2 separate regions of the Homo sapiens genome follow, and region 1 is linked to region 2. A link is an interaction called in ENCODE POLR2A ChIA-PET data of the cell type or tissue named here. Cell type or tissue: K562. All regions are shown on one strand. Each heading gives the region's core, and the rest is flanking DNA. Links, peaks and the distances in the headings are about the cores only. Region 1 holds the start of ZNF329 (zinc finger protein 329). Region 2 overlaps LOC124904783 (a long non-coding RNA gene).

What was found. Peaks named below come from ENCODE experiments on the same cell type or tissue, not always from the same donor. Only the 100,000 strongest peaks of a DNase experiment are listed, where the experiment ranks them.
Region 1: POLR2A ChIA-PET joins it to region 2 with 5 read pairs; 3 of 35 experiments call an interaction of 5 or more read pairs at or near these places.

What each region holds. Positions count from the first base shown.
Region 1 is chr19:58,149,628-58,152,440 of GRCh38, forward strand. It overlaps ZNF329 (zinc finger protein 329), which reads right to left and starts at 1,162. Exons shown (of 4, transcript NM_024620.4): 1 at 1,125-1,162. RefSeq lists an enhancer at 1,239-1,298. In K562, for the core only: no CTCF peak of the experiment used is centred there; DNase peaks (open chromatin) are centred at 854 and 1,204; H3K4me3 peaks cover 1,069 bases.
Region 2 is chr19:57,715,464-57,718,276 of GRCh38, forward strand. LOC124904783 (a long non-coding RNA gene) reads left to right here. Exons shown (of 2, transcript XR_007067359.1): 2 at 1,704-1,934. Among named protein-coding and RNA genes, the nearest start is that of ZNF154, 7.7 kb to the left of the region's middle. In K562, for the core only: no CTCF peak of the experiment used is centred there; no DNase peak of the experiment used is centred there.

The DNA of each region.
Region 1 (2,813 bases), core at 68-2,567, 430 kb after region 2:
TCACTTGCTGTGGGAAAAAAGAAAAAACAGACAAAAACTGGGTATTCAAAACGTACTTCAACAAGCCCAAGTTCCTATAGCCAAATTTTTTAACTTGGCAAAAAATAAAGGACCTTTTCAGGCTGATGGTAATTTTAATAAAGGTTTAGGTTGCATTTGTCAAAATTCATCAATGGTACAGGGAATATCTGTGCATTTCACTGAAAGTCAATTTTGGCTCAAAAAATTTAAAAAAGCACTACTGAACTCTAATTCATGGTAAGCATAGTGAGGTGTTTGAGGGAGAAGTGTTGTGATATCTGCAACTTACTTTGAAATGTTTCCAAAAATAGGTGGATTAATGAATGGCTGAAAGGATGGACAGAAGGAAAGATAAGGGATACAGTAAGTTCAGCAGACGTTAACCGGGTCGTTCACTGCACAAGTCTTTCAGCTTCTCTATCTAAACCAACATTTTATGTCATAAAATATTGAGACTGGAAGACTGCACAAAGGAAATATGCCACTAAACCAAGGGAAAAGACAGCAAAATGGTCACTAAACACGTGCAAAAATGCGGCCCTCACTGAGAATTGCAGTAAAACATGATTTTGCAAATATCAAATGGAAAAACACACAGGTGATCTAACACCTTCGAGACTCAAGGGGAAGCGGCTCAGCCCACTGGCTCACGGCCGCCAATTCAGCCGGAGGCCGACCCAAGCCTACACTGCCCCTCACACCTGACAGAAAAGCTGCAGACTCGGGGGTTACCCCCGGAGACGGACCAGGACACCCAGCAGGCGTGGCAAAACAGTCTCTATGGGAGGGCGGGCTAGAGATGCGAGCGCGGAACTCACGGGTGACGCTAAGGAAAGAGCGGGGGCGTCCAGACCAGCCCCGGAGCGACCTCGTCCTCAGAGGAGTGACCCCAATCGCCACGGAGCGTCCCCACCCACCAGGAGAACTACGCCCCTGGCCAGACCCTCGCCCTAGCGGGCCCGACATGCCCACCACCCAGGTGAAACCCACCCGCGGACGCGCCCCTCGCCGCCCCACAAGGACCCGGCGGACCTCCACCCGCCAAGACTTCCCTCCGCAGGAAACGGAGGCAGCGCAGGGCTCAGGGATGCGTCGGCACTTACGGTTGGCGGCCGGCGGCAGCCATGTTCCGGGCGATTGCGCTTGCGCGGCTGCCGGGACAAGGATGTGCGCGTGCGCGGAGTCCCCGAGCTTCCCCCGCCCAACGCTGGGGCGGCCGCGGGTACCGGGTTATTCATTACCCTGGCGTGGACTTGCCTCGGGGCGGACGCGCAGGCATTTACTTTCTCCTATGGTCTCCTCTGATTTTTAACCCGATGCTATCATTCTTTTGTTATAGAGCCTTCCTTTTATTTACTGCATAATTTCCTAAAATATTTCTTTATCTATAATCTTTTTTTGAGATAATAATGTTAAAATTCAGAATAAGTACACTCATTATTCATTGGCAATATAATTATTTACTGGGTGCGTGGCTCACGCCTGTAATCCCAGCATTTTGGGAGGCCTAATTTGTTAAAATGACTAGATCTAAGAAATGTAAACAAAGCCAGTAACTTTCCTCTGTAGTAACAATAGCCGGTTGAAAATGAAAACTACACATTTTCATTCTTTCAGTGGTTCTCTTAAACTTTAGCATGGGGAAGCCTAAATATTTACTGACAGGGAAGAGAGAAACTGTGGTATGTGCAACGGAGCAATAGGGGGTGGTTAAAACAAACGGACTGGGCTCACCTAAGGTCAGGAGTTTGAGACCAGCCTGGCCAACATGGTGAAACCCCGTCTCCACTAAAAATACAAAAATTAGCTAGGCGTGGTGGCAGGCGCCTGTAATCCCAGCTCCTCGGGAGGCTGAGGCAAGAGAATCACTTGAACCTGGGAGGCGGAGGTTGCAGTGAGCTGAGATCGTACCATCACACTCCAGCCTGGGGGACAAGAGGGAGACTTCGTCTCAAAAAAAAAAAAAAAAAAAAGGACTAACTTATATACAAGATAGACAGTTCTCCAAAAACAGTTCGAAAAGTAAACTGTGCACTTATCCACATGATACAACTTACCTGGAAATAAAAGACACAAAATCTATATGTTATACAGAGATTGATACATAAGTAGTAAAGTAACAATAACATGGACCAGATAGATTGTCCAACCTCAAGAAAGTGGCAACTGAGGGGAAAGAGTTGGGGAGGAGACAAAGGAGACCTCAGTTACACCTGTGATGCTTGATAGGAAAAAACAAATCAAAACCTGAAAATCTGACTACATGTTAACACAGGTAAAATCTCGATGATACATGGGTGTCATCTTTATTATTTATAGATTATTCTATTACTCTCCGAACCTCTCCGCAGGTTGAAATACTTCACAATTTTGAAATGAAAATTAGAAAAAAAATTCTAAGCCATAATAGTGATTAAATTGTCACTCACAATAGTGATGGTTGGAGCAACTTGGAAATCAATTAGCAAAAGCAATAAAGGATCTTCATGAAGAAAATACAAAAACCTCATTAACAGACCTGAAGTTAAGTTCAGAACACACTGACATATTATTCCTGAATGGAAAGTATTTTTTTAATTTCTCCATGAAGGCCGTATCAGACCAGGCACAGTGGCTCATGCCTGTAATTCCAACTCTTTGGGAAGCCGGGCTGGGGGGATCACCTGAGGTCAGGAGTTCAAGATGAGCCTGGCCAACATGGTGAAACCCCATCTCTAAAAATATAAAAATTGGCTGGGCACAGTGGCTCATGCCTGCAATCCTAGTACTCGGTCTCAAAAAAAAAAAAAAAA
Region 2 (2,813 bases), core at 271-2,770:
AAAAAAAAAAAAAAAAAGAAACAAACAAAAAACTTCACCATGGAAATGCAAACTGATAGTTTATCTTTACAGGTGCGGTCACCCCAGCCTGTCAGACACAAAATGCCTACCCCATTTCCTCTGTGTTATCTTATGTAAAATGCAGATTCCCCACATCTTTCTTTTGCCCCCTTTTTTAATGTGAAAACTGTGTGCTTCTCAATATCCCACCCTTTCCTCTTTAAATTTGGAGCCCTAAAAATCATCTTCAGAGAAAAGCATAGACTTGTCTCCCGGGTGGGTCGTTAACTTTGGCAAATAAGTCTCCAAAATGATTGAGACTTGTCTTGTCATTTTCTTCAATTGACATCATCATTCAGTCATAATACTCCCCATTTCTCTCCCTGGTTATAATCAGAGCAGGCTCTGAAGAGATTATACTTGTCACCTTTTTATAATTTTGACATTTTGAAAAATTATCAAGACTAGGGTGAATTAATTAGTTCCAGATCTTTCAGTAGACCAGTTATTTTTACAGGGATTCAATATTTTTAGTAACTACTCCATCTTCCTTTCTTGTTTAAGGTCATTTTTGATCAACCATCTAAACATTTTTATCCAATTCTGTTTTCCTGAGGTTTCTTCCATCTCTTTTTATTTATTTATGTATGTATTTATTTATTTATTTTGAGATGGAATTTCACTCTTGTTGCCCAGGCTGGAATGCAATGGTGCAATCTCGGCTCATCGCAACCTCTGCCTCCTAGGTTCAAGCAATTCTCCTGCCTCAGCCTCCTGAGTAGCTAGGATTACAGGCACGCGCCACAATGCTCGGCTAATTTTTTTGTATTTTTAGTAGAGATGGGGTTTTACCATGTTGGTCAGGCTGGTCTCCAACTCCTGACCTCAGGTGATCTGCCCACCTCACCCTCCCAAAGTGCTGGGATTACAGGCATGAGCCACCGCGCCAGGCTATCTCATCTCTTTTATTTTTAGTTACTTTTCTTCTGAATGATTCTTACTTTTCCCTCCCCCTCCAGTATTAAGTCTTATTCAAGACAGCTCAATAAGGAGGTCCATAACATCAAGCCTCATATCATGTTGCCTCCCCTTTTACCATGACATCAATTAGCTGGGTCTGCAGGATGGAGTTAGGAAAAGGTATGGTAGTGTACTTAACTACAGGCTAGAATCTACAGCTGGTATAGTTTAGATGTGTGTCCCTTCCAAATCTCATGTTGAAATGTGACCTCCAGTGTTGGAGGTGGGCCTAATGGGAGGTGTTTGGGTGTTTTGCAGGACATTTAGTTATCCCCTCCGACCCACAGACTCCAGGTCCTACTTATATTCTTCCTCCTGTTTGTGAGTGAATCACATAACTTGTGCAATCTCAATCCAAGGACTGGAAGCCAACCTATTCACAAAAAATCTTCCTCACCAGCCTCTACCATATTTCATTCTGCCCAATAACTCCTTAGCCATTATTATTTAAAATGGACTCAGAGATCATAGCAAATATCCCATTTTCATCACCAAATGAAAAAATTTCAAAAATGTAATTGAAAATACTCACAAAACTCCACAGAGAATACTCGCGTGAGGTTTTGTTAAGGCAAAGGATATGGTGCAGCAAGAGAAAGAATGCGTGCCCATATGCTATGTCAGACACAAATCCAGGCAGTTTTCCAGACTCCCATTCATACACTGATATGATTCACTTCCAGATCAAGCCACCAATATCTGAGAGAGAAATGCTGGCTTCAGGAGAGCTCAAGTCAGAGGATCCCAGCAGGGATTTTATACCCTTCTGGGGTAACACAGTTGAGCCAGAGTGCCTACCTAATCATGTATGCCAACCAGAAACCATCAGCAGTCAAACTTGCCCTCCATATTGTCATGGGATCTTCCAGATGTTAAACAATAATAATAAAGCTCACTGCATTTAAATGTCAAAATGAGATACCTAAAGTCCCTACAGACAAAACTAGAGCTTTTCCAGTCCAATTTTAAACTAATTCCATCTCACACAAAACAAGTGCACACTATATCAAAATTTGGGGGATACTGCTAAAGCAGTACTTACAGGGAAATTTATAGCCTATATTATTATACAAGAAGAGAGTTCACAAATAAATGACAGTTCATTTTAAGAAATTAGGAAAACCAGCCAGGCATGCTGGCTCATGCCTGTAATCCCAGTGCTTTGGGATCACTTGAAGCCAGGAGTTCAAGACCAGCTTGAGCAATACAGTGAGACTCCATCTCCAAAAACAAAAACAAACAAAAAAGTTAGCCAGGTGTGATGGCACATGCCTGTAATCGCAGCTACTTAGGAGGCTGAGGATTACTTGAGCCCAAGAGTTCAAGGTTACAGTAAGCTATCATAGTGCCACTGCATTCTATCCTGGGTTGACAGAGAGAGACCCTGTCTCAAAACAAAAAAGAAAACTGGGAAAACACAGACAAATCCTATAGGCAACCCTATATAGACTCTATCCTCTCTTGCCTCTTGCTTCAGGAGCAGCCCTGCCTCAGTGACAGCAAAAAGTGGCAACCAAGAAAGCTATTTCCACATGATTCACCAGGAACACTGGCTAAGTTGCAAAGCCATGTCCCTGAAATGCTAGATCTTCCTTCTTTCAATCTTGGTTTTCCTACCCACTTACACACCCAGCAATGGTCTTTTTTTTTTTCTTTTTTTTTTTTTTTTGAGACAGAGTCTCGTTCTGTCACCCAGGCTGGAGTGCAGTGGTGCGATCTCGGCTCACTGCAAGCTCCGCCTCCTGGGTTCATGCCATTCTCCTGCCTCAGCCTCCCAAGTAGCTGGGACTACA